Linked DNA regions of Homo sapiens: region 2 is linked to region 1. Evidence: chromatin loops called from intact Hi-C (ENCODE). Cell type or tissue: IMR-90. All regions are shown on one strand. Links, peaks and the distances in the headings refer to the core of each region. The heading gives the core; the rest is flanking DNA. Region 1 holds the start of GUCA2B (guanylate cyclase activator 2B). Region 2 holds the start of PPIH (peptidylprolyl isomerase H).

What was found. A loop is a pair of places that touch in the nucleus more often than their neighbours do. Peaks named below come from ENCODE experiments on the same cell type or tissue, not always from the same donor. Only the 100,000 strongest peaks of a DNase experiment are listed, where the experiment ranks them.
Region 2: it touches region 1 in a loop (4-fold over the local background); 4 of 110 quality-filtered maps call a loop at or near these places.

Annotation. Positions count from the first base shown.
Region 1 is chr1:42,138,297-42,154,110 of GRCh38, reverse strand. It overlaps GUCA2B (guanylate cyclase activator 2B), which reads right to left and starts at 701. Exons shown (of 3, transcript NM_007102.3): 1 at 571-701. The coding sequence starts at 660. In IMR-90, for the core only: a CTCF peak has its summit at 7,068 (motif pointing left); no DNase peak of the experiment used is centred there; H3K27me3 peaks cover 3,157 bases.
Region 2 is chr1:42,649,594-42,665,407 of GRCh38, reverse strand. It overlaps CCDC30 (coiled-coil domain containing 30), which reads right to left. Exons shown (of 21, transcript NM_001395517.1): 20 at 11,965-12,032; 21 at 8,218-11,590. The coding sequence ends at 11,380. PPIH (peptidylprolyl isomerase H) reads right to left here and starts at 6,985. Exons shown (of 10, transcript NM_006347.4): 1 at 6,896-6,985; 2 at 6,500-6,564; 3 at 6,157-6,180; 4 at 5,842-5,886; 5 at 4,504-4,546; 6 at 453-545. The coding sequence starts at 6,961. The region is part of intron 1 of LOC124904162 (a long non-coding RNA gene); the gene reads left to right. In IMR-90, for the core only: a CTCF peak has its summit at 7,062; a DNase peak (open chromatin) is centred at 7,027; H3K4me3 peaks cover 1,554 bases; H3K27ac peaks cover 946 bases.

The DNA.
Region 1 (15,814 bases), core at 4,639-9,638:
CCTGCTGTGACGACTACTGCCACTCTCCCATGCCCCCTGGAAGGGCACTGGAACCCCCATAGTCTTCTATCTGGTCTTTGCACATGCTGTGCCCCTTGGCCTGGAACAGTTTCCCCATCATCTGTGTCTGGCAACCTCCTGTTCATCTTGCAATGCCAGCTCAAGGGTTACTTCTCAGGAAAATTTTTCTGGAGCCTGTCCTCCTCCACCTACATGTGGGTGAATATACGGAACTGTGGGAGCATAACAGGGTGTCTCCTTCCCTTTCTGGCCTCCTCCCATGCAAGGAGGAGCCTTCTGTTCCACACCCTGACCTCTGTGACCAGCACGGGCCTTTGAGGGGAGCAGCGCTGAATCAGTTTGGTGTTGTCATTGCCATCATCACTGCCATCAACATCTGGCTGCCCCCACCCACCAGCTGCCTTGGTCTCTGGGCTGTGATGGGTGTTGGGCTGAGCCCCGGGCCCCGTGCTCCCCCGGTGCCCCTCTGAATTCCCAGTACACCCTCTCCAGCCTAGCCTCCCACCATGGGGCCCTTCAGGCAAAGGGAACGCTGGCCAAGGGACTCACCTGGATGTAGACTGACTGTGTGCTCTGCAGCAGCAGCAGGAGGACCACGGCCACTCCTGGCAGGAGCCCTGATGCAGCCCTGCAGCCCATCGCGCTCCCTGGGTTCCCCCTGCCGCTGTCCACCGTCTCCCATCTGTGTCCCTGCCTAGCACCTCCTTATAGGTCAGGCTCAGGAGTCCTGGTCACTCATTAACTGGCCAGCTGGGGTGGGGTTGACAGCTAGCTGGCTCTCTGACAAGCCGGGGCTGGTTCCTAGGAAGGGGGTTGGGGGCGAGGAGGGCAGGAGCCCAGAGTCTATGGGAACACAGTGCTTGAACACCGAGTGCCTGCCATGTGCCGGGCTCTCCATGGGGGCCTTGGAGCACACCATCATTCACTCCTCAAGACACCTGTGTGGGTGTGATGACGGGGAGGCCATTTTACAGACAGGAAAAGTGAGGCTCAGGAGGGAGGGTGGCTTTCCCCAGGTCACGGAGCTAGTTAATGTCAGAGAAGGGGCTCCAGCCAGGTGTCCTTGGCCCAGGTCAGCCCATGGTCCTTTCTCTGGGGGAAGGATACAGACAGAGAGGCTGGTCCAGGGCAAAGTGGGCAGACACTGCTGATTTCAGGGTTCTCAAGACCCCACTCCCCCAAGACCCACATCTCTCTCACTCCCTCTCCTCAGTGCTATTTAACGACTATCTTTCAGACCAGTCCTGGCCCCACGTTTTGAACCTGCCTCTGCTTGCCATCTCCCACCTGTGCCTGGGTGCTTCAGGCCATGTTTGACCCATCTCACCTGTCTGTGCTTTCAGAAGCCAATAGCCTAATCCAGCATGGAGGAAAAGGCAGTAGTGTTGGAGGCAGATTGACCCGCATTCAAATCCTAGTCCTGCTGCAGCTGTGTGATTTAGGATACGTCACATCAATTCTAATGGAATCTTAGTTTTCTCTTCCATCAAATGGGCATGATACAACCCCTCTCGTAAGGTTGCTGTGAGGGCCCCGGCCCACCTGAGGTTGCCCTTATCTCCTGGGTAATGCATCCATAGCAGCCCCTGAATCTTACAGTTGCCTTCTAGGCAATGCATAACCTACTGCCCCAGTGGTTGAAGGTTGGGTCAGAGAGAAGAGGGCAAAGTCTCTAAGGGTGATATCACCACTGCCATACCAGGCAGCTGTAAACAGTGCGTGTGCCAGGGCTCAGCTCTGCCAGGCACAGACTCTGGCATGTGGCAGGCTCCCCTGACATTGAGCCTGAACGTTGGATTGAAGCCCTGATAGCTCACCTTGGCATTTAAGATGCCACTCCCAAAAGTGGCTAAAATCTGATGTCATCGTGCTTCCCCATACCAACCCTATTTGCACAGGTCTAATCCCATCTCATGTCTTTGCCTACTCATTCCACCTGCCTGAAATGCCATCTTCCTTTTTCTTATCTCAGACTGAAATGAAGAAGAAGCTCAAGTGAACTTTGGAATTTCTTATGTATTGCTTTGAATCCAGACTTCAGCCTTTGCTCTTTAGAGTCTATGGAAATGAAGGGAATCTTACATGCCCTCTAATCTGTAAAATGAAAACAACCATCTGGGAATAATAGCTCTCATTTCTTGAATACTGTGCACAAAGCTATGTTATAGTCGTAATCCCATTGAATCCTAAAGGATAGGCATAATGGTTATTCCCATTTTACAGATGAGTAACCTGAGGCCCAATGAAGCACCATGTTTGTTGTCACTGTGGGAGCAAGAGGGGTAAGCAGATTTTCTACCTGGAATTCTTGCCTTTGCTCAGCCTGTGGTGTTATAGAAAAAGGAACTGAGGACTTAGAGATGAGGAGAGCTGGGTTCAAACCCGAATGACAGCACTTACCAGCTGTGTGATCTTTGGTACATTACTTAGCTTCTCTGAGCCTCCGCTTCTTCATCAGTAAAGTAGAGAAAATAGTAATAATAATTTTTAAAAAGACCTCATAGTGGTTGTTGTAAGGAAAAACTGAACGATACCTGTCCCAGGAGAGCCTGTGACTCTCCCTAAAACCAACCATTTCCCCAGCATGTGCCTGGCTTATGGGGGATGCGTCATGAAGGGGGGTTTCCCTGCCTCTCCTTATGTAACTCCCATGACAAGCCCCATCTCTCAATCTATAGCAGGACCAGTGCTGCTTTCTGACATGCACAGGCTGAACTCAATGCTGGGCTGGAATGTCCATACTTGGGTCTGATCAACTGTAGGACCTTGGACAAGCGACGACCTCTGTGATCTCAGTTTCTCATTTGTAAAAATAATGTGACGTCTCCAGTGTTTGAGGTTGTTATGAGGCTGCTTGATACCTAAATCTATGGTCTTTCCACGAGAGGAAGCTCATCTCCCTTGACCCCCACATCAATGGGACATAGCGGTAGGGTCTGGGGGCCCCTTGGCCATGGTGTCTGTCCTTTCCTCGCCCTGTGGCTCCTCCAGCCAGGGCCCGTCATGTGTCAGTCTTCCCTGGGAACCAGGTATGACTTCCCTATCTGCCTAACATGACTCAAGTTTATTTGTCAAACCCACCTCCTCCTAATCTCTTTCTAAATGACCCACCATCCATCACAACCAACTTGGCCACAGACGCAAATCCTTGACGCTACCCCTGGCCAGCCCATGTGCATTGACGTGGTATTATCAGGGCACTTCCTTCTTTAGGGATGTGGGAAGTGACTGTCACAAGAGCCTGGAGTTCACCCTGTGTGGAAGCCTCAATCACAGATGTGGGGTGGGTGACAGTTTGCCCATGTGCATTTGGGCAGCTCCGCTCTCTACCCTGGCCTCGCTGCTCAGTGCCCACTGCTATGGTGCCCAGAGCCCAGGGCTCTCCCTGCCCCAAACTGCTCAGTTCCCCACAGCATTTGTCATAGCTGACCACTCCATCTTTCTTGGAGTAAAGTGCTTTCACCATTTGACTCCTGGGACTCTCCACATTTTCTGCCAATCTCTCTGGCTCCATATTCTCAGCTTCCTTCCTTGGTTTTTCCTTCTCTTCCTGACCTCTAGGTGTTAGAGTGCCCAGGGGGCACCAAGGCTGTCTTTGGACGTCTTTCTTCCTGTCTGTAATCACCCCCTTGGCGATTTATCCCATCACAAGGGCTTTAATACCATCAACACTCTGTTTACTCCATAGCCTGGCCTTTCTTCTCAATCCCAAACTCATTTATCTACCGGCCTCCTCAGTTCCTCTCATACCGGTTGATAGTACTACCATTCACCCAGTTGTCAAGTCAAAAATCTGGGAGTCATCCTTGATGTCTCTTTTTTATTTGCCAAATTAAATTCACTAGCAAATCCAGTTGGCTCTACCTTCAAGATATTTCTGGATTCCACCCGTTTCTCATCATCTCCACTGCTATGATCAAGGTTCAAGCTATCATCACAGGTTGAATGGATTATTGCAATAGCCTTATATTAGGCAGGGTTCTCCAGATAAGCAGAACATACACACACACACACCCACACACAGATACAGAACACACACACACACATACATCCTATATAGAGATATATATTTCTTACTAGAAAGTCTACTGATTGTAAATGTTAATCACACTGAAAAAAATCTTACTTCAGAGAGCTTCTCCCACCACTCCTAACTCTTTTAACTTGCTTTCTCGTAGCACCTGTCATACATATCCATCTAAAGTTTTGCATCTTTCTGTCTCCTAGAATGTAAGTTCTATTACAGTAAAGAATTTGTTTTGTTCTCCTGAAACAATACCTGGCACGTCTATCCTATTGGATAGATCTATCTATGTGTCATCTAACTAAATTTATTTTAAAGAACTGGCTCACATGACTGCTGAGCTGGTAAGTCTGAAATCTGTAGGGAAGTTTGGCAGGCTGGAAATTCAAATTAGATTTGATATTGCAGTCTTGACTCTGAAATCTGCAGGGCAGGCTAGCAGGTGAGAAACTTAGGGTTCCTATGTTGCAGTCATTGAGGCAAAATGCTTCTTCCTGAAGAAAGCCTTTATTTTATTTTATTTTATTTTTGAGATGGAGTCTCGTTCTGTCACCCATGCTGGAGTGCAGTGGTGTGATCTCGGCTCACTGTAACCTCCGCCTCCCGGGTTCAAGCAATTCTCCTGCCTCATCCTCCTGAGTAGCTGGGATTACAGGCACCCGCCACCATGCCCAGCTAATTTTTGTATTTTTAGTAGAGATGGGGCTTTGCCATGTTGGCCAAGCTGGTCTCGAACTCCTGACCTCAGGTGATCCACGCGCCTTGGCCTCCCAAGGTCTTTTCTCTTAAGGCTTTCAACTGATTGGATAGGAAGCCCACCTACCATTTATGAAGGGTCATCTGCTTAATCAAAGTCTACTGATTATAAATGTTTATCACATAAAAATTATTTTCACAGCAACATCTAGACTGGTGTTTTATCAAACAGCTGGGCATCATGACCTGGCCAAGGTGACACATAAAATTAACCATCGCAAGCATCCATACAGATCTCCCTGGACCTTCTCCAGGCCTTTCTCCATGTAGCAGCCAGAGGAATCCTATTAAATTCTGAGTCAGATCATCATGTCTCTCCCCCGCTCACACCTACTAGTGGCTTTCCACTTCACTCAGAGGAAAACCCAAAGGCTTCTGCCTACAAGGACCATTTGGCATCCCATCTTTATCTTTGACCTCAACTCCAAAAACTCTGCCCTTCACTCTCTGAGTTTCAGCCACCCTAGCTTCCTTGAGGTCCCCCAAACACACGAAGATTATTTACCTTTAGGTCTTTGCTCTTCACCCCTCTCTTCATGCAGGTCTCTGCTCAAATGCCACTGCCTCAGAGATCTTTCTTGATCTTCCTCCCTCAGAGAGTTTCCCCATCACTCCTAATTCTCTTCTTTCTCATAGCACCTGTCATATATACACATCTCATTTCTTGCATCTTTCTATTAGAGTAAGGAATTTGCCAGTTTTATTCTCCCAAAACAATACCTGGCACATAATTGGTGCTCAACAAATACTGGATGAATTGAATAAATGGATATGATTCAAGTACCTATTCCACCAAGCACTAGATATTTAGCCTTTGGCCATTTCCTATTTCTCTGAGCCTTAATCACCTCATCTAGCATCTTGCTGGCATGTGGTAGGTGTTCAAAAAATGTATGTTATTATTGTTTTCATAGTTGTGAAATCACTTGTTTACTGAGAAACAGAATGCTTTTTGTGTTTTGTGTGCATAGAAGCCCCTAGGGCATTCGATTGTTTAATCAAAAATGATTAACTTACAGCCTATTATGTACTAGCATGGGATACAGCACTTAACAAAACAGACAAACCACTGCCCACAGGGCAGTTTGGTGACTTGGATAGGGAGGTGGGAATAGAGATGATGAGAAAGGGTTGGATTCTAGAGATTCTCTGAAGCCAGAGGCCTCAGATTTTGTGTGCTTGGATGGAAAGAGTGAATGAAGAGAGCAGTCCAGGACAACTCTATGGTGGCCCCAAGTCAATTGGTGCTGCCATTTACTGAGATGAGAAATGGGAAGGAACATGTCAGGTGAGTCTATCAAGAGCTGGGTCTGGACACATTAAGCTTGAGATGCCTGTTTGAGATGTGAGTAAAGGAGTGGGCCACAGATATAGATAGCGTGGTCATCAAGTGTATCTGGTGCTCAGAGACCTGAAACTGGATTGAGAGAGTGACAGGACGGAGAGGAAAGGTCCCAGGGCTGAGCTCTAGGGCACTGTAATACCTGGAGATGAGGCAGAGAAGGAGGAACCAGCAGAGTGGATGGCGGGGAAGGAACAGTTGATGAAGAACAAAAAGAGACTTGCGTCTTTGAAGCCCAATGAAGAAAGGGCTTCAGGAGCAAGAACATGCTCACTTGGTCAAATGTGGTTAGCTCTAGTAAAATGAAGACAGAGAATTGTCCTTGGATTTGGCTATATGGAAGTCACTGCTGACCTTGATAAGACCAATTCTAACAGTGGGGAGGATGAAAACCCGATTGGAATGAGTTCAAGAAAAGATAGGAGGATGGAAAGTGGACCCAATGCCCTTAACTATCACTTTACATCAAAGCATAAAACAGAGAGATGAAAAATTTAAGGAAGGATCAACACATGAACAGTTGATCTGGAAGACTCTGTAGGGAGAGTTGTATAAACCAAGATGTGATAGAATTCCCAGAAGCCCTCCAGATGAATTTGGTTTTTCCCCGGAGAGGTGGGTGATCTAACGAGTGGTTCTATTTTTGCTATGGTCACCAGGAAACTCAGAACCAAACTTTGCTCCAACATCAGTGACTGTACTAAAGCTCATTCAATCTGTGTCTTCCCCTTTGACTTACTTTCCCAGTCTACCCATATTGTACTGACCTTGTTACATAAGCATGTGCGCGGACACACACACACACACACACACACACGCACACACACCCGTCAGGTTTGTTTACAGGAATGCTTCCAAGGTGTAACACCTTTCTGGCCTGGGGTTGGGTAACAGGTATTTAACACAAATGTGAATCAGGGCTGCCCCCTGGTGATGGCAGGGAAGACTGCAGACGGGGAATGAGTCCTAATCCATTTCCCTGAGGCACCACCTTGAGAGTTAATGGGGTGAGCAGTCATTTCTGCGCTTTGCTTTGAGGGGTAACGGAGAGCCTCCCTGTCCCCGTGTCTGCGCCTGGGGGTCCTACCAGCATGACCGTGACAGTCAGCATCAGCGATGCGCCTTGGGGGTGCGGGGAGGGGAGGTGGTGTGCAGGGTCGTTACCGAAAAGCTCCTGCTAATGCCCGAGTCCTGGGGTTTGCAGAGAGGAGATGCGGAGGTGAACAGTGGGGCTGAGGGGAGGAGAGGAGGAAGTTCAGGCCCCAAGTGGGACCTGCATTGAAGTCGGGTCTTGGGGGCAGCCAAGGGCAGAGGGAGAACTACAAGGAGGACACGGGGCCCCCAGAGACCAGCTTCGCCCTAGTGTTCTGTGAGGAGGAGAGGTGCATGGCTCTGACCCGGCTTTCTCGCCCATGGCCACACGGCAGGTGTGAAAGGTGTGTGTGTGTGTGGTGGGGGTGGGGGTTGTATCTGTGTGTGAGCATGTGTGTACATGCCCCAAGCCCTGGTGAGAATGTGCGTGGGAACATGTGTATCCAGGTGTGCTTTTCGTGTCCGCGCGTGTCCACATGTGAGAGTGATTGTGTATATTCGTGTGTACTTGTGAGTGCTCTCGTGTGTGTAGGGGAGCGTGTTGTGTGTCCTTGTGTGTGAGGATCGTGTGCTGGTGTGTGGGAGTATGTGTATATGGGAGTGCTTTCTGTGTCTGTGTGTGTATCTGCATGTGAGAGTATGGGCATGTGTGTGTGAGCCTGTGTCAGCCTGTGTGCGTGGATGTGTGTGTGTGAGTGGCATATGGGAGCGTGTGCGAGTGGTTTTTGCTGTGTGTGTGAGTGTGTCTGTGACCGTGCGGATGTGAGGCTGTGTGGTGTGTGGGTGGGCTGGGAGGGAGGCCATATGTGCTGGGCAGTGCAGAAGGGCTGATGGGGGCAGGGATCCCATCTGACTCGGCGGCCCTGTGATCTGGCCGGGCGGGAGGTGAGGAGAGGTCTCTGCGTGCAGAGGTGGGGGCCGACTCGGGGAGGCGGGCCCGGGCGCAGCTGCCTGGAAACTGGGAATTCACGGAGGACCCGGAGCGCGCCTAGCCCACACCGTCCGCGCCAGCAGGATCGCCCTTCCTCAACTCCCTGTCTCGCCCAGCAGCCGGCCGGGCGCTGGGGCTTTGGAGTCAGGTACAGCAGAGGTCCACACGAATGAGGGGTCTTGGACAAGTTGTTCTCTTCTCTGAGTGTCTGTGCCCTGCACTGTGAGACGTGAATGACACCTCTGCCTTGAAATGGGTCAGTGAGGAGGGTGGAACGAAGGCGCAGTAGTGCCAGGAAGTGCTTGCTGGGAATCTGTGGTCTCAAGGCTGCAAAAGTGTGAACATGCGGGTTCCTCACACAGCCCCAGGAAGCATGGAACTTCCCCCTTTTTACAGAGAGAACCCTAAAGCGCAGGGAGGGCTACTAACCTGCTTCTGAGGGGCAGGCCACCTTGGCTGTCTCTAGCACCACACACCGGGCCTGTGTGGGTGGTCAGCAGATACAAAGCCCTCCTCACGTTTGAGATCCTCCAGAGGTATCCCCTCGTCCCCTCCAGCCTGGAACGTCCCTTCCAGGGGTTAAAGAAAACAATTGAGTGTTCATCTCCCACGAACACTGCCCCATGGAAGGCCCTGGATTCCTGGAATCCTGATCTCAAAGAAGTGGCACAGAAGATGGTCCAGGAGGCCAGTCCACCCCCCGCCCCCGCAGGAATAACAATGACCTGAGGGCATGTAATACAGTTAGGTGCCATTTTCCGTTCAGCCATCAAATATTTATTGGGTTCCAAGTCCCTGTAGGGCACCAGGGCTCAGAAATGGATACGTTCATCCCTGCCTGCAAAGGGTCTGTGGTTGAAGAGGACAGATGAGGACCGCGCCACGTGGCAGATGCACAGATAAGGACAATGCCCACGTAGCAAATGGGGGAGCCGAGGAGGTGGTGGGAATCCAGAAGGGGCACCATCTCCAGCCAGGAAGTGGGGGAGCTGTTGAGCAGAACCCTCCAGCCCTTTGCTGACATCTGCCTGGGCTGCCTCCCTCTGCCCTCTGCAAACATCATGTTTCCAGGAAGCCCGCCCAGACCACAGCCTTTCCTACTTTCCCCTTCTGGGGAATTCCTGCAGCCTTGGGCCCCCACCATGGAATTGAACATCTGCTGTCTTTATTGCTTCTGTTTTTGGTGCAAGGGACCCACCTCCACAGTTAGACTGCATCCTCTAGAGAGTACAGCCTCAATTGCACATTCCTCAGAGACCTCTCCTTCCTCCAGGGCCCCAGTGCCTAAGTGGCCCTGCCCAAGATCAGGATGCACCGCATCTCTGCTGATGTTCAAGTCTGGGGGTTCTTTGTTTGCAGCACCCGGGCTGAGCTGCAGAGGAGATCCTAACTGCTGAGTCAGGGGCCCCGATTTGCCAAGCAGGATTGAGTTTCATTAAGTGGGGATGAAATACAAATCCCCCACCGCATTCATGGGATTGATGTCCAAGACGCAGCTGCCATTTGTGTTTTCAAATTTGCAGTTAGGGATCATTGTGAAACTTGATTGCTCTGTCTTGGGGATTTTCTTAAAGTCCAACTCCACAATAAAGCCAATCAGATGGAACCATCAAATGTCAAATAGGAGCTAATGAACCATTCACAGGCTTGGGAAAGAAATCAGGCAATCTCTTATTTCAGGATTATCCCTTCCAAATATTGAATCTGAACTGTAAGCAGAATTTTCTATAATTGCATCCCCCTCCTCACGGGTGTGGGGATCATTGGCATTCACTTCATGTCTCTGTTTTCTGGAGAGAGGCTTGACAAGCCGACCCGTGGCTTTCCAGAGACTCACGTTCCTGGGGGCATCGTTCTGAGAGGGAGGCAGGGCAGAGGTTGCTGGGATTCCTTCTCTCCACGGGCTGGGCATGCCCAGAGCTTGCTGGCAGCCTCCACAGGAGGTGGGAGAGGGAAGTCTGAGGCCGGGGAGGGGGATCCCCTCACATATGTCCCACCGGGTACTTGGGTGTGGCCTCAGGAGGGGAGGTGGAGTCCAGGAACAATGTAATGTGTCTAGTCTCTATCTCTCTCTCTGCTGCGTTAACTCTGCAACGACAAGCATCTTTGCAGCAACTTAGTGTAGACTAATGCCTGAGCACATGTGCTATTTTTTGGTGCCTCTTTGACACATCTGGCAGGTGATTCGGGTTATGATGAAGGGTTTGCCATCACTTCTGCCTGCGGCAGTGCTGTGATGCAGAAAAATCTTACTCTGATCCTCATTCCTTTAGGAACTTAGGGTAGCACCAGGTGGGTCACTCCCTGCAGCAGAGATGGCTGATTGTCCATCAAAGTTGATCTGCCCTTCCAAACTAAACAGTTGTGGCTGGAAAGCAGCTGTCTGGCTGGGGACTTGAAGGTAGGCTTAGTCATGTGACTGGTTTTCATCAGCAGAATGTGAGAGGAAGTGATGTGTGCCACTTGTAGCTCAAGGCTCTTAAGAGGCCACGTGCCTCCTCCATTCTTATTTTCCCCTTTTATTGAGTGGTTTCCTGTGATGACAAGGCTCCTCAGGTGGCAGGAGCCAGGGTTCCTGAATCAACATATTTGGGCTGGAGATCGTGGTAGACAGAGTGCATTAAATGCTTCTGCATCTCACTTCTCCTTGTATCTGTGTCTATTGTCATGTGGACTTGGAGCCCTTCCCATAAAGCTGGAGTACACTGGCCAAAGCAATGGCGTATGTTCTCCATTGCAATAAAATGAGGCAGAAGCAATGGTGTGTCATTTCCAAGGCTAAGTCACAAAAAATCCTGCATGTTTCTGCCTGTTTGTTGCATCTCTGCCATCTCCACAGGAACATTCCTGACTGTTCTGCTGGAGATGGAAAGACACAGGATGGAGCCAAGTCACTCCAGTTGTGCAGCTCAGCTCAGCCTTTAGCCAGCAACCCAAGGCATGGGAGTGGGTGCAGGGAGATCAGCAGAGTATCTAGCCAAGCCCTATCTGACCCTGGATGCCTGAGCAATAAATACGATTGTGTGTGCCACTGAAACTTTATGGTTGTTTGTTACATGGCATTAGGACAATAGATGACTGATACAGCAGTTTACCGACCAGGAATGAATCCATGCCTCAGACTGTTAGGTGCGAGATATTTGCACTGTGACTGAAGGGTTGTATATTTCGGAGTGGATTTGTAATAGCAGTTTCTTACCCTGGTTCACGTGCCCCACAACTACTCCCTCATTGCTTCAGGATGGAGGGACCACAAAAATCTGGCCCCTGAATGCCGTCTGGCTCCATCTGGCACGTCTCTCCCCTTTTCTTTCTACATCCTAGTTGCATTGGATTTCTTTTAAGCCCCTGAATGCCCAAGAAGTCTCCATCATTACGATCTCATTCTCTTTCCCCTGCTTAGAATGCCCCCTCGCCACATAACACAGCTAGCTCTCTGCTGAACGTCCCTCCTTCCAGCAAGCTTACCCCAATGCTAGGAGGAGGTCAGCCCCCAAATAATATGGTCCCAAATCCCTCTGCACTTCCCAGTGGCACTCAGCTCCTTTGAGATTCCTAGCCCAGGTATGCCTTCTCCATTGCAAGGCAGGATCCCTGTCCGATGTGCTCATGGTGTGTCTCTCCCATTGGGCACAAACCCGGCACACTGTGCATGCTCAGTGAGTATTTCTTGAATAAATGGGCTGGTGTAGGTGACATTTTCCAGAGTAGAGTTACTCAGCTTTTTCAGTGGAACACCTCTGAGCTTACGAGGACTCATTGGGTACCTGGTTGTCCTCCAAATACATTGTCCAGTTGCATGTTCATGCCCCTCCCACCTTCCCCCTGAGCTCAAGTGGCCACGTAGAGCGTGGTATGGACTCTGCAGCCTGCCTGCCTGGAACCAGATCCTGGCTCTACTCCTTACTGATTGTGACACTTTGGACAAGGTTTTGAATGCCTCTCCATCTATAAAATGGGGATTTAGGAGGGTGTCCATCTCATAGCCCTGTTTCTCATGGGGCTGCTCTGAGAAATAAATCAGTTAATATATGTAAAGCACATACACAAAACCTCATGTAGTAAAAGCTATAAAAGTATAAGCTAGTACTATTCAAGGTTAAGGACTAGATAGTATTCATTTTTGTATCCCCCCAAATGCTTAACCCAGTGCTGGCAAAAAGAATGTGGTCAGGCCAGGCATGGTGGCTCACACCTGTAATCCCAGAACTTTAGGAGGCCGAGGTGTGTGGATCACGAGATCAGGAGTTCAAGACCATCCTGGCCAAGATGGTGAAACCCCGTCTCTACTGAAAATACAAAAATAGCCGGGTGTTGTGGTGGGTGCCTGTAGTCCCAGCTACTCGGAAGGCTGAGGCAGAGAATTGCTTGAACCCGGGAGGCAGAGGTTGCAGTGTGCCGAGATCGTGCCACTGCACTCCAGCCTGGGCGACAGAGCGAGACTTGGTCTCAAAAAAAAAAAAAGAAAGAAAGAAAAAAGAATGTGGTCAATAAATGTTTTATTTTTTTATCTTCTTTTGCAGTCCAGAAGCCTTTTTTATTTAATACCTATTATGACATGAAGCATAGGGAATAGGTTCCAGCAGCCCAGACCCCATTCCACTGGCTCTCACAAAGTGTGCTTCCCTGGGTGGAGCAGGCTGGCGCTTCGTTAAACACAGGTATCTTATTCTTTGCCTTCCTTCTTTTTCTAATCATTTTCCTTCATGCATTTCTGGTGCCTAATATGCTCAATATGCACATTAATTCTCTGGTCCTTAACTTGTTTGTTTACAACAATGCTAACAGCGTACTGGGGGACACTGTAGACTTTCTGGTTTTGCCATGGTAACATTTTTGGGGCATTCCCATTTTTTAACAGTGCGTATTCCCTTGATGTCTACAGTATCACAATTTTTTGTAGAGTCACATGTATGTGGCCAAAGGAACAACTCCATGTTTTCTTTCTTTCCTTTTTTTTTTTGGAGTTGGAGTCTCACTCTGTCACCCAGGCTGGAGTGCAGTGGCGCAATCTCTGCTCACTGCAATCTCTGCCTTCCGGGTTCACGCCGTTCTTCCGCCTCAGCCTCCCGAGTAGCTGGGACTACAGGCGCCCACCATCACAGCCAGCTAATTTTTTCGTATTTTTACTAGAGATGGGGTTTCACCATGTTAGCCAGGATGGTCTCGATCTCCTGACCTCGTGATCTGCCCGCCTTGGCTTCCCAAAATGCTGGGATTACAGGAGTGAGCCACCGCGCCCGCCAAACTGCATGTTTTCTAAAAGGCCTGGAGAACATGGCAGATGTCCCTGCACCTTCCTTTTGTGTTCTCTGGTGTGTTTGTAATTCCACACCTGGACGAGTGGACAAGCAAAGCCCTGAGGCAGCAGCCCCATGTGATTCTAGGAGTGGCCCATTCCACTCATGGGCCCACTCTTTCCTGGAGGACAGTCACTGCGGACTGATGGTTTCCAGCATGTGTTTGGGCCAGAGGAACTTAGTTTCAGTTCTAGCTTAGCCACTCCCTAACCATGCTGGCTCTCAGTTTCCTCACCTGTAAAATGGGGATAATGATTGTACCTTCTTCTTAGGGTTGTTTTAGTGGGTAAATGAGGTAAGCATTCAGCCCAGGACTGGCATAAGAAATAAACAGATACTTATTAAACATAAAACAAAGTAAAGAAGACTGTCCAGGTATTTTGCCCCAAGGTGATATATTTGTTTTGCGTGGAAATCTGTAGTGTGAAGTAACAATACCAAGGTAACACTTACATAGCACTTACTAAGTGCCAGACATGGTTCCAAGAGCTTTAACTCTATTAACTAATTCCTTCCTCAGCCCTATGATGCGGGTATTATTATCTATTATCATCTTCATTCTACAGATGAGGAAACTGAGGCACAGAGAGGTCTCACTTAGAAATTTCCTGGGAGGCTCCATTTGGATGCAGGTTGCTCAGCAAGGGGGCAGGTTGGTTTGGGATGAGAGAACTCACTGTTATCATCTGGTGGAGCATCCTAGTATATACCCCAACATCTGGGAAACCACCTCCCAATAAGGTGAATATTCTTTTTTAAATTAAAAGTTAAGAACTCCTATTCTTCAAAAGATGCTATTAAGAGAATGAGAAGACAAGCAACAGAATGGGAGAAAATATTTTGCTAATCACATAGCTGATAAAACAATTAGGTCCAGAATGCATGAACAACTCTTAAAAGGCAATAACAAGAAAACAATAATCACACTAAAAAAAAATGAGCAAAAGATTTGAGCAGACACTTCGACAAAGAAGATAAATGGATGACAAATAAGCACATGGAAGGCACATCAATCCTCATGGTCTTAATGCAAATTAAAACCATACTGAGATACTGCACACCCACTAGAATATTAAAATTAAAAAGTCCGACTACGCTCTACACTGAGAGCTGGCAAGAATGTGGAGCATCTGGAACTCTCATACAATGCTGATAGAACATCAAATGGAACAACCACCTTGGGAAACAGTTTAGCAATTCCTTAAAAAGTTAAATTTAGACCTACCTTATGATCCTAGCCATTTCTAGATAAATCCTCCTAGGTTTCTCTCCAGGAGAAATGGAAGGACATGTCCACACAAAGACTGGTGCATGAATGTTCACAGCCACTTTATTTGTAATAGCCCATCAAGTAAATGGATAAACAAATTTTGGTATATCCATACGATGGAATACTACTCAGTAATAAAAGAGAACATGCAATAACATGGATGAAACTCAAAATAGTTATGCTGAATGAAAAAAGCCAGGCAAAAAATGAGTAGATGTCTGATTTTATTTATATAAAATTATGTAAAATGCAAACCAACCCATACTGAGTGTATTAGTCTGTTCTCACACTGCTAATAAAAGCATACTCGAGACTGGGTAATTTACAAAGGGAAGAGGTTGAACTGACTCACAGTTCCACATGGCTGGGGAGGTCTCACAATCATGGTAGAAGGCGAAGGAGGAGAAAAGTCATGCCTTACATGGCGGCAGGCAAGAAAGGTGTGCAGGGGGTGCTCTCCTTTATAAAACCATCAGATCTTGTGAGACTTATTTACTGTCACAAGACCAGCACAGGAAAGACCTGCCCCCATGATTCAGTGACCTCCCACTGGGTCCCTCCTACGACATGTGGAAATTATGGGAACTACAATTCAAGATGAGATTTGGGTGGTGACACAGCCAAACCATATCACTGACCAAAAGCAGATGGGTACTTGCCTGGGTATGGGGAGAGTGGGAGGGATTCCCAAGGGCCTTGGGGAAGCTTTAGGAGCCATGGATTTGCTCACCATCTTGATTGTGGTGATGGTTTCACAGGTGTACACATTTGTCAAGACTTATCGGATTGTGCGCTTTAATTATCTTCGGTGTTTACATGTTAATTATACCTCAACAAAGCTGTAAAAAACAAAAGTCGTGTCTCGTGTGCCAAGAGTAAGGAGTTTGGGAGCTCATAGAGGTCCCAGATGGTTCAACTCAGGCTCCTTCTAGGTTGCTGTCAACTAAAAAGTTATTTTTAAAATAAAATCTCCAATATAGGCCAGGCCCTGTACTAGAAACTTTCACTTTGTTTTCTCAGGGCCTGGTCAGAGCCTGTGTAAGGAAATATCCCCCAAAAGACAATGGGGTGGTGAAGG
Region 2 (15,814 bases), core at 4,378-9,377, 510 kb before region 1:
TTAAGATGGAGTTTCGCTCTTGTTGCCCAGGCTGGAGTGCAGTGGGGCAATCTCAGCTCACTGCAACTTCCCCGTCCTGGGTTCAAGCGATTCTCCTGCCTCAGCCTCCCGAGTAGATGGGATTACAGGCACCCACCACCACACCTGGCTAATTTTTTGTATTTTTAGTAGAGATGGGGTTTCACCATGTTGGCCAGGCTGGTCTCGAACTGCTGACCTCAGGTTATCCACCTGCCTCAGCCTCCCAAAGTGCTGGGATTACAGGCGTGAGCCAGCATACCTACTGGTTTTCTCAGTCAAACCAGACTAAGAAAGGAGGTGGTAAAGGTGAGTCCTGGGCCAAGCAAGAGAAGGAAAGCATTTGCTTCCATCCCAAGAGACAGCACTGGGCCTCAAGAGGGGCCCAGGAACCAGCTGGCTATAACCCAAAACCTTGATTGGACCTCACTTACCATGGAAAGCAGGCCTGGAGCTGAGTGTCTAAGTTTAAAATTTTCATCTGCAAATGGCCCCCGGTAAATACTGGCGACTCCAGTACCATCTCCCTGAGCAGAGAGAAGGGAAGTATTAGTGACTTGGAGTGTTGGGTCCCTGGAAACCGGAGGAAGAACACTGTCGCACCTAAAGCATGACATCTTTAAAGTCTACTCTTACTCTTGTTGGTCATCTTGGAAGCTGCACCTATTTGACCCCACCCTGCAATCAGATCAAGCCTTATATAAGGTACCTACAGCCCACAAAGACTGGCTGGAGCATTTTATAGACTGGATAAAAGAGGTCACAGCTGGGCCTCTAGAACGATCAATTAAGATGCAGACAAAGTAGGGAACAGCAACAAGGTGATCACATACTCAATCCTTGCCATTCCTGAAGACTCTCATGCCTTCAGTCACATAAAAGTACCCACTTAAGTGACTACCACCCCATTCCCCTAAACTATCTAAGAGGGTGGGTGAGCTCTTGGCAGTCTGTATGTACAACATGATACCACCCTCCTGGTCATAGTTGATTGATCTAGGGAAGGATGCCTAACTCACTCTGGGCCAACTAGAGTTCCTTCTCTGGGAATCTGGAGGTGGGATAGATGCTCTCTTTGAGGCTAAATTTGTAACATGTAAACCTGAAAGCTGGATGTGACTACCATTTGCAAGCTGGGCTAGAGAACAGAGAGAGAACACAACACAGATGTGTAGCGAGCACTAGAGAAACGGAGATAAAGAACTGCCTTGGTTCTCTATGGTTCTAGTTCCTAGTTCTATTTCTTCCTTTAGTTCCATGAAACACTCCCTTTATTATAAACTCCCAATTTCTGCTTAAACTAGCTTTATTTGCATTATCTCCTTGCTCTTCCAGCAACCTTGAGGAATAAGCATTATCATCTTCCCCATTTTTCATGTGAGGAAACTGAAGTCTGGGTAATAAAACAATTTGACCAAGGCCATATTTGCAGTGCCTTAAATAGAATCCCTGAGTTTTAAAGGCAATATTGAGGAGTGCCAAAAAGATCAAGCTCTCCTCGCCAGTTAGTAAAGAGAAAGAGTACATGGGAGAAAGGGAAAACACTGACCCAGTGAGGAATCAAGGGTCCCTTTTTGGAAAAGAACTACCATTAATATAAGCCAGAGAATAAAGAAAAACTGTCCAAATTCAAACCTTTGTTTGCCTAAATATTATAAAATAAAATCAAGTCTGTATATTAGAAAGACCTGGCCTGGTGTGGTGGCTCACACCTGTAATCCCATCACTTTGGGAGGCTGAGGCGGGTGGATCACCTGAAGTCAGGAGTTTGAGACCAGCCTGGCCAACATGGTGAGACCCCATCTCTACTAAAAATACAAAAATTAGCCACGTGTGGTGGTGGTACCTGTAATCCCAGCTACTCGGGAGGCTGAGGCACGAGAATCGCTTGAACCCACCCGGGAGGTGGAGGTTGCAGTAAGCCAAGATCGCACCACTGCACCCCAGCCTGGGCGACAGAGCGAGACTCCATCTAAAAAAAAAAAAGATCTGAATTTGAGTTCCAGATCTATCACTTAGAGCTGGGAAAGTCACTTCCAATCTGTGAGCCTCAATTTCCTCATCTATCAAGTGAGGATGAAATTACCTACTCTTTACAGTTATCATGAAGATTCAATTAGATAGTGTCTGTAAAAAGCACTGTACAAACAATATAGTACTATATAAATAATCAAATAAGCTAATATGTCATTAACTAACTACACATACATATTAATACAGAAGGAAGAGAGAAAACAAGTTCATCTCCAATTTCCCAGTGAACCTAAGGGACACATCAGTTACCGTGCCATTCTCCGTAATCACGTTATCTATAGCTCTCCAGAAACAATAGGGAAAATTACAAAATTAATAATTTGGAGCAAACAATAGAAAGCAACTTATCTTCAACTATAGTGAATTGATCAAATAACTTGTCTATTCATAATGAAATATTAGGTGGCTATTAGAAAGCATGTTTTAGAAGACATAACGACAAGGGAAAATATGGACAATTATGAAGTACAAAAAAAGTAAAACATATAGATTATTTTAAGTCTGTTAAAAATTATATAAACACACATATACATACTAAGGTAAGACTGACAACTGTAAACCAAAATGCCAATAGTATATTGTGAGGTGAGAATGAGGGTAATTCATTTGGTGATTTATTTTCTTCTTTGCACTTTTCTTTTGCAACCAAAATAATAAATACTATTAAAACCAAAAATAAATGAACAAACAAATATTCTTGGTCAAACTTTGGAAGGTCTCAAATTCTGATTTTTCTGACTCTTGCTCATTCCATTTTGCCTTCCCCAAGGAAGGTTCTAAGCAAGCTTTTTTTTTTTCCCTTTAGACAAGGTCTTGCTCTGTCGCCCAGGCTGGAGTGCAGTGGTATGAACATGGCTCACTGCAGCCTTGAATTGACCTCCTGGGCTCAAGGGATCCTCCTACCTCAGCCTACCAAGTACCTGGGACTACAGGCGCACACCACCAAAAATAAAAAAATAAAAAATAACTTTTCTTATTTTTGTAGAGACAGGGTCTTACTATGTTGCCAAGCTGTTCTCAAACTCCTGGGATCAAGCAATCCTCCCAGCATCCCAAGGTACTGGGATTACAGATGTGAGCCCTACCAGCAATTGCTTTTAACTCGGCCTTCAGACTGAGCAACTATTGTCTAACCCCAGAGTTATCGACAAGTGATCAGATGTGCCTGGGGCAAAGACTAGTAAAAAGCTATTCCTCTCCTTGTAAGGCAACAGGGAAGCCTAGGGGAAAAAAAAGGAAAGAAGGCAGAGGATAGCTTCTCAGCCCTTCTTACCAGCTAACAAACCCTACTACCATTATCTGTTTCCCGGGGCTGCAAACAAATGCCCACAGGAGCAGGCAACGTAAATAAGGGAAACAGTTGTGGAGACTGGTGAAATGGCAAAGATATGCCATGTCCAAAGGGACCAGTTCCTTGATTCCAACCAATTGTCACTGTCACTGCCACTGTGAGAAATGCAGGCCCAGCATACTTCCACTTTCCATTTTTTAAAGAGAAAAAAAAACTAGGATTTTTTTGTGCCATTTCACAGTTATACAACACCATGCAGATGAATCAAAACATAGGTAAAAACGTAATTCGGCCTAAAACCTGCCACTCTGCAACCCTGTATTGCATAGGAAAGGAAAGAGGTCTTAAAAACTCATGAGATTCAGACTAAATAAACACATAAAAGAGAACACATGTCTCCCAGATCCAAGAAAACAGCAACACAACTAACCAAATGATATTAATAAGAGTAAAGAAAGACCATTCAGAAGTGGGGGGTAAGGACAAAAGCAGGTTTAAGAAAGAAAAAATGTAGTTTATCCCACACCCTCCAAGGTTGGGGTGGGGAGGGAGGCTTCATATGGGGGACAAAAACAGTCTACTTACAAGAAAGCTATGGTTAGCAAAAAAGAACTATTTCACTGGGCTCTCTCAGTGAATAGAGCAAAATTCCTCCAGAACTATCTACCTCTCTTGCTCTGATTCCTTGCCCACAAATCAACTTCTTATGAAAAACTCAGCTTTCCAGGCACTGTGACACCCAGAAGTAAAAGAGAAAATGAAACAAGCATTTAGCCCACTAGAAGGAGACTTACCTCCATTCAGAAAAAAACAAAAACCACAGCTGATTTCTGACTAAGTTTCATATGACTAATTAGTGTGAACCTATCATAGATCATCTATAGGTATTCTTAAAAAGTCCAATTTCTGGCTCAAAAAGGCTGAGATTTGGACCATGGAATTTAATGCCTCAATCAAAGTGCTAAAGTCGGTTATCTACAGTCAGTCGTACCCAGCCACTTTCAAGAACTTCCCCATCACCATTCTCTCCAACACCCACATCAAACCTGGCTATTGTTCTCAAGCCTGAAGACTGGGTCTCTGTAGTAAAAACAGCAATTGCAACAATAACAACAAAAACTAAAACTACGGGTCTTTGATAGGAAAGGAATAGTACTTACATTAACAAAATCTCCACCCTGAATCATGAAATCCTTTATGACCCTGAAACAGAGAGCAAAGAATACTGAGAAGATTTTATGGTTTAGAAAAACATAGATGTTGTTATTATTGTATTAGATTAACGTTGATTTCAAAATACACTATCACTTTGGCTATTATAAAATCATTACTCTTAGCTGGGTGCGGTAGCTCACGCCTGTAATCCCAGCAGTTTGGGAGGCCGAGGCAGGCAGATCACATGAGGCCAGGAGTTTGAGACCAGCCTGGCCAACATGGCAAAACCCCGTCTCTACTAAAAATACAAAAATTAGCCGAGCGTGGTGGCACATGCCTGTAGTCCTGGCTACTCGGGAGGCTGAGGCAGAAGAATTGCTTGAACCCAGGAGGCGGAGGTTGCAGTGAGCCAAGATCATGCCACTGCACTTTAGCCTGGGCGACAGAGTGGGACTCTGTCTCAAAAAAACAAAACAAAACAAAAAAAACCTGAAGATTATTCTTTTCCTGAATGATTAAGCTGAAAGGATAATTAACCATAAAAAAGGATTTTCGTTATAAATTAGGGCATGTTAGAGTTGATCAAGTGCATGATCTGGTACCTGAACAGTAATAAGAAGAAGGGGCTGAAAGCTTACTTGCCAAAGCAAAAGGCAGAGCAAGGGTTTGATGTAAATTTGGGGGAAAGAACTACAGAGAATTTATGTGAAATGTACTGCTAAACATGTAAGGGCTTAACAACTGTTAGCTATTACCCCTAGGGAGGGTCCTTAACCTTTCTTATCCTCAGTTTCCTCCTCTGTAGAATGCAGATCACCCATACCACTTCACAGGAGTCTTACTGGGGATTAGAGACCCAAAGCTCTAAAGCTGTGATATAATTATGTGCTAACATTGTTACTAACCACAGTGAGGCCATGAGAAAGATTCTATATTGAAATGAGACTAAGTGTTGACATACTCCACTCCCCAGGAAATATGATTATCCTTGGACAATCATATATGATCATTTTAGGAATTAGTTATAAATATCAACCAGCAGGATATATTATATGCACTTTAGGATTACAAGTGTACTTTTTAAAAAATCTGCATTCGCACAAACAAGTGCATGAAAAAGACAAGATATTGTAAAGATGAGTAGTTTCTGTTTTAAAGACCTAAGAAGTGGGGGAGTGTAAGTAGAGTTAGAACATTTAATAAATCTTCAGTTGTTGAGTCCACAAAAACATTTCTTCTCAAGAAATGTAAGAATTACCCTCTGGTTTTATTTTCCTCTAAAGAGCCTAATCCCCCAGGAAATATTTCTGAAAGACTCCAGGATGGCTTGCCAAGAGCCTTACCTGTGGAAGGTGCTTCCTTTGTATCCTATTGGAACCCCATCTTTCCTATAACCGAAAAGAAAGAGACTTGGAGTGACAGCAGGTAGCACAAGGCCTTTCCAGTTTACCATGCACTGGAGCCAAAAGGACTCTCCTAAAGATGGTTGACAGACATAAAGAAGGCAAATAAACTAGGGACAGACCCTTGGGGCATTACCTTCTATCACTGTCACCAGCAATCATTCAAGGCCAGCAGGTGGTTCACCGATACCCTCACTGCAGCCCCAGAACACCCCTCTGGAGCAGGCAAAGAAGTCAAACACATCTGAAACTGACCTGAATTCTCCGGTGCAGAACTGCCTGAAAGGGACAAAAAATGAATGATTCAATCACTATGATGTCACAGTCGTGAGCGCCTCTAAATACGGGAAAGAATAAACACTGGAGCCAGCAAGTCCACCAATCGGCCAGCCAGACGTCCAGACACGCAGTCACACAGACTAACAACGTAAATTAACACGGGAACAATCCAAACGGCAACCAGACAGAGCAATGCATGGAGGAATCAGGTCTCAAGAGCAGTGAGCGGACGGACAGAGGTAGACAGGCTATTTCAGGCGGCTGACTGGAGCCCGACTTCTGCCTCAGCTAATCCAGCGGAGCTGGAGCACGTCCTTACCTAAAGTTCTCGGCCGTCTTAGGCACAACGTCTGCAAAGAGCTCGATCTTCATGCGGCCAACTTCCTGCAATCAGCGGGAGAGTGTCAGAAGGCCCAGTCCAAGACCATGAGGGCTTCACGGAGCAGGGGGCATGATGGGCTGACCCACCACCCTGCCGCTCGGTATCTCCCACCTCCGCCTCCCTAGTCTAACCGCCCAGTTCCTCCAGAAGCGGGGCGCTAGGATTGGGGAGACTCCTCCTCCTCCTTTCCCCCCGCCCGGCAGGTCGGTAGGTTCGGGTGCAATTTCACTTTCTGGCTGGCTTCCCGAGTCCGCTCTCTCTGGGTGAGTTCTGCCTGCCTAGCCCCGAGCAGTTTCCCTTCGGCGCAGGTGTGGGCAGCCTCCTGGATCTCACCTGACCGCCAATACTGACATCAAAGAACACCACGGGGTTAACAGGACTTGAATTTGCCACCGCCATGGCTCCGACCCGGAAGCAGAAGTCGGGAGCGTGGGATTCCGGCGAACCTAAAGCCCGGTCCGCGGATTTCGTCCGGGGAGCAGGCGCGGTAGACGTGGAGCGAGACCAGGCTCCGCCCCCGGAAGCTGTCGCCCCGTGCGGTGTGTGCTGAGACTGCTAGGGTCTAGCTGAGAGACTCTGCCTGGCACTGGGGACGCGGGAGTGAGGAGGAGGAAAGCCTTGACATCTTTTTGGTTAAGGTCAATGGTCACCCCACTCACGTGGCTGTACTAAGGGCAGTACAAGTTGATCTTGCTCTAGCTAGGACTTTTGGACTAGGCAGTCGCCAGGGTCCTCCTTATCGGCTCTTGCAGCCAAGCCCTCTGCACCGCCACACGTGCTGTCTGTCTTCTGCCCGCTAGTGTGAACACCGTGAAGGCAGGAACTCTGGTTTGTTCATCCTCAGCGTTTAGAACAGCTTGGCACGTACAGGCTTGCTAAGTAAATATCCCTTCCTCTAAGTCAGGACAATAGATAATGTTTGTTCTGCCACAAAAGCTACCAGTTTTGTCATTTCCAATTCATTTCCCATAAAGCAACTAGAGTTTTTTATTTTTTATTTTTAAAATAACTCTTGTGCTTCCTATTTATTTTAAAAATAACTCCTGGCTTCCCATATTTAGAATAAAATCCAATTCCGTGCATACGAAGCCCTACAGTGCATTTATCTGGCTATCACGTACCTGACCTCATCTTGTACCACTTGCCCTTAGTTACTGTGCTCTGACCTGTCTGTTCCTCCAGGTCACTGAGATCCCTCCTCTCTTTAGGGCTTTGTAATAGCTGTTACTTCTGTCTGAAATATTCCTTCCAGAACTTAATGTGGGTTGGCGGGGGATTGTGGGGGTTGGTTGGGGTATGCGTGTGGGAAGTAATGCTCCTTGTAGTTCAGGGCTCACCCCAGATGTTACCTCCTGAGAGGCAACATTAGACCTAATCTAAAGTAGCCCTTGGTCATTCAGATCACTGGTTTGTTTTCTTCATGCCACCCCCACTTCCACATTATCTTCGTATGGTATGTGTCTACACCTCATTTCCTGCCACACACACATAATCTTCCTCCCTGATAGCATATAAACTCCATGAAAGTAGAGACTCTCCTGGTCCTATTCGCAGCTGTAGCTGCAATGTCGCCTACTGAATAGCATATAGTAGGTATTCAATAAATAATAGATGCAATGAATTTAGTGAAAGAAGGGGACCTTGGGCAAGGCTCATTCAATATAACAGCATGCATTTAATAAAATAGTTATTATTTCCTAGTTCCTATGATCATCTTTCTAGCTCTGTTGTCTGAGAAAGCAAGGATTACATATAAAAATACAGTGTGTCTCAATGTAAAGGGTCATTTTTATTTCTGGTTACTGATCCTCTCCTCTTGGTCTCCTCCAACTGAAAAAGAAGAAAGGGGAGGAGGGGGAAAAGGAACAGCAGCAGTCACGCTTCAGTATAATTTTATACCAACTGTTTTAGAATAAATCTTTAAAATTGATAATATCCAATGTTGATGAGGTTGTGAAAAAAATAGTACATTGATAAACCTCTAGTGAAAATAAATGATGATAGCATTTATTAAGCAGTTACTACGTGCTAAATACTTTACATGCTTCATTTCATTTGGTCCTCACAACCCTATGGGATAGAGAACTATTATTGTTCCCATTTTAGGAATCAAGAAATTGAGGCTCAAGGAGGTTGAGTAACTTGACTATGAAAACAGTATGTTGACACACTTTTTATTTATTTTATTATTTATGTATTTATTATTATTATTTTTTGAGACAGAGTCTCACTTTTTGCCCAGGCTGGAGTACAGTGGAGTGGTCTCAGCTCACTGAAACTTCTACCTCTTGGGTTCAGGTGATTCTCGAGCCTCAGCCTCCCGCATAGCAGGGACTACAGGTGTGCACCACCATACCCGGCTAATTTTTGTATTTTTAGTAGAGACAGGGCTTTGCCATGTTGGCCTGGCTGGTCTTGAACTCCTGGCCTCAAGTGATCCACCTGCCTCGGCCTCCCAAAATGCTGGGATTATAGGCGTGAGCCACCGCACCTGGTCAGGCAGAACCCTTTTTTAAAGCAAAGGAAGTGATGTCCTAGAGCAATATTAACATTTATATCCTTTGACTCAGTCCAATCTTGCGAATTTGTTTTCTGGAGTAATTCAAAAGAAGAAAAGAACTACATGCACAAAGACCTTCAACACAGCATAATCTTAAATAGTAACAAAGTAAAACCAGGCCTGGCATAGAGGCTCATCCTATAATCCTATCACCTAGGAGGCTTAGGTGGGAGGATCACTTGAGCCCAGAAATTTGAGACCAGCTTGAACAATAGAGTGAGAGTGAGACCTCGTCTTTACAAAAAGTACAAAAATGAGCCAGGCATGGTAGCACATGCCTGTACTTGGGAGAGGCTGAGGAGAGAGGATCACTTAAGCATGGGAGGTTGAGGCTGCATGAGCAGTAATCAAACCACTGCACTCCAGCCTGGGTTACAAAGTGAGACCCTGTCTCAAAAAAAAAAAAAAAAAAAAAAAAGTAAAAACAGCTTAAATGCCAAACAAGAGAACGTTTAATTTATAGAACATCCACATCCTCAGAGATACTGAGCAGTACTGTTCCACCCTGATAGATGAAATGGATGTGAATGTTGCTGATCTTTTCTGAAGAAGCAGTCCCACTACACTAAAGATGAGCTGGAGACTGTTCACCTACTTTGTACTCCTGTTTGGAAATATTTAGGGGTAGTTTCTGTGTAATGGGGTTTATGTGAACTCTCTTCTCATACCCCCTCCCCCAGGAAAAGCTCTTGGTATTTTCCTATCCACTTTTATTTTATTTTATTTTATTTATTTTTTCGAGATGGAGTCTTGCTCTGTCACCCAGGCTGGAGTGCACTGGTGCAGTCTCGGCTCACTGCAACCTCTGCCTCTCGGGTTCAAGTGATTCTCCTGCCTCAGCCTCCCCAGTAGCTGGGACTACAGGCGCGCGCACTACCACACCTGGCTAATTGTTTTTGTATTTTTGTTAGAGACGGGGTTTCCCTAAGTTGGCCAAGCTGGTCTCGAACTCCTGACCTCAGGTGATCTGCCCACCTCGGCCTCCCAAAGTGCTGGGATCACAGGTGTAAGCCACCACGCCCAACCTCCTATCCACTTTTAAATAATGTATTGCTCTAAATCTTCTTCATTAAACATTTAAAACTTTTCCCATAAAAATAATTATAGAACATCAACATGATTGAATATCATATGGCGATTGAAAATGTTTCCATGGTATATACAGTAAATTAAAAATCAAACTGTGAAAATGAATATACAATATTATAATAACCACTTAGAATATATGTACTTGAATTAGGACCAAAAGGGAATAACTGTAAAATAAAATTAGTTGTGTTAAGACTGTGGTATTGGTGTAATCCCAGCACTTTGGGAGGCTGAGGTGGGTGGATCACCTGAGGTCAGGAGTTCAAGACCAGCATGGCCAACATGGTGAAACCTTGTCTCTACTAAAAATACAAAAATTAGCTGGGCATGGTGGCGGGCACCTATAATCCCAGCTACTTGGGAGGCTGAGGCAGGAGAATTGGTTGAACCTGGGAGGCAGAGGTTGCAGTGAGCGGAGATCATGCCACTGCACTTCAGCCTGGGTGACAGAGTAAGAGACTCCGTCTCAAAAAAAAAAAAAAAAGCTTATGGTATTATAGGAGGGTTTTTGTTTTTGTTTTTTGCTTTTTTTGAGACGGAGTCTCACTCTGTCACCCAGGCTGGAGTGCAGTGGTGCTATCGCAGGTTCACGCCATTCTCCTGCCTCAGCCTTCTGAGTAGCTGGGACTACAGGCACCCGCCACCACACTCGGTTAATTTTTTTGTATTTTTAGTAGAGACAGGGTTTCACCGTGTTAGCCAGGATGGTCTCGATCTCCTGACCTCGTGATCCACCCACCTCAGCCTCCCAAAGTGCTGGGATTATAGGCGTGAGCCACCACGCCCAGCATAGGAGGGTTTTTTTAAAAACAAAATTTGCTTTAATGTGACTGTATTGTTTTTACTGTTAAAAAATAAATCAGAAAAGATACCCATGATAATGGGAAAGAATGTTGAATTAACCCTACATGTGCTCTGCTGAAGAGAAACCTAAATAAATCATTGAACTAAAGTCAATATTTTGGTCAATACAAGGCATCTGAGGATATCAAACAAACTTGAGAAATCCATTTTTACAACTGCTTTAATGAATTTATCAGCAGTTTTGAAGACTCTTGGGTGATATCCATTTGGGATCTGTGGTAACTCTTCTCAATGTCATGGTCCACCTTTTGTCCAGGCTTTAAATTACCACTTTTGTTCAGTATAGCTTTAGGCACCAGTGATTTTATAGTTCTGACTTTTGGTCTTGTTCTTGTATACCATGTGTCTCCTTCAGAGAAGCCACATTTATGTATCCAGCCTCAGAATTCTGTGAACACACAAGATTCTCAGGAGACTTTTCAGGGGACTTTGAACTTGCCATTGCTTCTTTTGACTTGATCTCTTCAGTCTCTTGAAGACTTGCAAATGACTCTACCAAACCTTTTCCTGAAAAACTAAGAAATGCCATATGTGAGGACATCATGTACATAGAGTTTGTTGGTAGCAGTTCGGGGTTACAGGGATACAGGCATTGATAGAATTTCAATTTTTTGCAACTGTTACACAAAGCCAAATAAAATTTACCTTAAACCTATGTTCATATTTTATTTCCTACCTTAAGTCAGGATTCTGTGGGGTTTAGAGTTGAAGGAGTGGCAAGGGGAGGAATTGGAAGAAGATTCAAATAATTCATGTAGAGAAAATGACCCCAGAAAGCTATGCCTTCTCAAGCCAGCAATCCAGGACTAGTTAGGCAGCCATGACTCTCAGGCATGGCTGACAGTCCATCTCAGATAGACTTGACTTTATTTGTCTTGACTTTACTAACCTGGAGTTTGATAAAGGCAATATTTCATTCACTACTTCGGATTCAAGGATGTCACTAATTGTTGTTTCCTAAAAGGAAAGAAAGGATGAATGTGAAAAGTTATAATGATAAACCATTAGCTATATGATCCTAGAAAAAAATATATATATAATAGATACAATACCTGCACATAGTACAAACAATGAAAAACATAAAAGGGTACAGAATGAAAAGCTGGTTGCCCTCTCTCTCTCTATATATATAACCTATCTATATTTATCTATAGACGATCTATCTATATCTGTCTATCTAGTTTTACACACATGGTACTATACATACTATCTTCACCTTGCTTCTTTTGTTATATAAATTTTGGAGATATTGCAGAAAATTTTATTTTTAAAATAACTGCTTTGTTGAGAAGTAATTCACATACTATAAAGTTTTCCCTTTTAACGGGTTCAATTCAGTGCTTTCTAATGTACTCACACACTTATGCAACCATCACCACTGTCTAATTCCAGAATATTTTCATCACCCCCCAAAAAAGCCCATACCCAGGAGCAGTCTACTCCCCATTTATTCCTCCCCCAAATCCTTGGCAATCACTAATATACTTTCTGTCTTTATGGATTTCCTTATTCTGGATGTTTCATATAAATAGAATCATACAATATGTGGCCTTTTATGTCTGCCTTCTTTAAAATATTATCATGTTTTCAAGCTTCATTATGTTAGAGTAAGTATCAATAGTTTATGTCTTTTATGGCTGAATAATATTCCAGTGTTTGGATAAAACACATTTTGTTTATCCATTCATCAGGGGATGGAGAGTGGGTTGTTTTCACTTTTTAGTTATTATGAATAATGCTGCTATGAATATTTATCTACAAGTTTCTGGTAGGACATATATTTTTATTTCTCTTGGATATTGTGATGGTCAGAAAGTTTTTTCAAATTTTTATTTATACTATTGAATATTGACAAATTATAAGTGCCTATACTTACGGTGTACAAAGTGATGCTATGATATATAATATGGAATGATTGAATTGAGGTAATTAACATATCCATCACCTCAAATACTTACTCCTCCGGTCTAACTGAAACATTGCACCTTTGGCCAACATCTCCCCATTGCCTCCTCACCCCTCAGCCTCTGGTAACCAGCATTTTGCTCTATGCTTACATGTGTTCAATTGTTTTAGATTCCACATTTAAGTGAGAAGATGTGGTATTTGTTTTTCTGTGCCAGGCTTTTTTCACTTAGCATAATATCCTCCAGGTTCACCAATGTTGTTGCCAATGACAGAATTTCCCTCCTTTTTAAGGTTAAATAGTATTGTATCATATATATATACCACATTTTCACACACCATAGTGTATATCACATACTGACTTCAAATCCTTTGGATGTATACCCAGAAGTAAGATTGCTGGATCATATGGTAGTTCTATTTTCACTTTGTTGGGGAAACTCCACAGTTTTCCATAATTGCTGTACTAATTTATATTCCAAACAACAGTGTACAAGGTTTCCCTTTTCTCCACATCCTTGCCAACACATTATCTTTCATATTTTTGGTTTGTTGAGATAGGGTGTTGCTCTGTCACCCAGGCTGGAGTGCAGTAGCATGAACATAGTTCACTGCAGCCTTGACCTCCTGGGCTTAAGGAATCCTCACACCTCAGCCTCCTGAGAAGCTACAACCACAGGTGCACACCACCACACCCAACTAATTAAAACAAAAAAAATTTTTTTTTGTAGATACAGGGTCTTGCTGTGTTGCCCAGGCTGGTCTGGAACTCCTGACCTCAAGCAATCTTTCCACCTCAGCCTCCCAAACTGCTGGGATTACAGGTTTGGGCTACCATGCCTGGCCCTTATCTTTCATCTTTTTGATAACAGTCATTTTGACAGGTGTGAGGTGATATCCCATTGTGGTTTTAATGTGCATTTCCATAACGATTCATGATGTTGAGCTTTTTTTTTTTCATATATCTGTTGTCCATTTGTATGTCTTTTTTTGAGAAATGTCTATTCAGGCCCTTTGCCTACTTTTTAATTGGGTTGTGTTCTTGCTATTGAGTTGAGATCCTTATATATTTTGGATATTAATCCCTTATCAGATGTGTAGCTTACAGATATTTTCTCCCAATCCATAGGTTGCCTCTTCACTCTGTTAATTGTTTCTTTTGCTGTGCAGAAGCTTTTTAGTTTGATATAATCCCATCCCATTTGTATATGTTTGTTTTTGTTCCCTGAGCTTTTCGTGTCACATTGGAAAAATTGTTGTCCAGGTCAATATCATGTAGTTTTTCCCCTATGTAGTGTTCTTCTAGTAGTTTTACAATTTCAGGTCTTGTCTTTAAGTCTTTAATCCATTTGGAGTTGATTTTTTAATGTGGTGTTAGGTAACGGTCCACTTTCATTCTTCTGCACATAGATATCCAGTTTTCTCAATACCGTTTTGTTGAAGGGACTGTCCTTTTCTCAATGTCATTTTCATCCTTTGTCAAAAAATTAACTGACTGTAGGCCAGGTGTGGTGTCTGACACCTATAATCCCAGCATTTTGGGAGGCCAAGGCAGAAGCATTGCTTAAGCCCAGGAGTTTGAGACCAGCCTGGGCAACATGACAAGACCCCATCGCTACAAAAAATTTAAAGAATTAGCTGAGTGTGATGGCGTGCACCTATGGTTCCAGCTACTTGGAAGGCTGAGGTGGGAGGATTGCTTGAGCCCAGGAAGTTGAGGCTGCAGTGAGCTGTGATTGCCACTGCTCTCCAGCCTGGGCAGCAGAAAAAGAAAAATCAATTTTAAATGTGTGGGTTTGTTTTTAAGCTCTCTATGCTGTTTCATTTTGTCAATGTGTCTGTTTTAATGCCAGTCCCATGTTGTTTTAATTACTGTAGTTCTGTTATACACACACACACACACACACACACACACACACACACACACACATATATATTTTTTTAGACAGGGTCTTGTTCTGTTACCCAGGCTGGAGTGCAGTGGCACAATCATGGCTCACTGCAACCTCTACCACCTGGGCTCAAGCAATCCTCTTGCCTCAGCCTCCCAAGTAGCTGAGATTACTATGCCCAGCTAATTTTTTACTTTTTTGTAGAGATAGGGTTTTGCAATGTTGGTCTTGAACTCCTGGGTACAAGCTGGTCTCAAACTCCTGGGCCCAAGCAATCTGCCCCCCTCAGCCTCCCACAGTGCTGGGATTACAAGCCTGAGCCACCGTGCCCAACCTGTAATATAGTTTGAAATCAGGTAGTATGAGGCCTCCAGCTTTGTTCTTTCTGCTGAATATTGCCTTGGCTATTTGGGGGTTTTGTAGTTCCACATGAATTTTAGGACTGTTTTTTCTATTTCTACGAAAAATGACATTGGAATTTTGATAGGTATTGCACTGAACCTATAGATTGCTTTGGGTGGTATGGGCATTTTAGCAATATTAATTCTTTCGATTCATGAACATTAATATCTTTTCATTTATCGTATTTTCTTCAATTTATTTCATCAAAGTTTTGTAGTTTTAAGTATACGGATCTTTCACCTCTTTGGTTAAATTTATTCCTGAGTAGTTTATTTCTTTTGAAGTTATTGTAAATGGTATTATTTTCTTTATTTCTTTTTTGGATAATGTGTTATTGGTGTATAGAAGCACTACTGATTTTGGTGTGTTGATTTTGGTGTGTTGATTTTGTATCCTTCAACTTTACTATATTTGCTTCTTAGTTCTAACAGTTTTTAGGGATTTCTATATATAAGATCATGTCAACAAGTAGACACAATTTCAGTTTCCTTTCCTATTTGGATGCCTTTTATTTCTTTCTCTTGCCTAATTGCTCTGGCA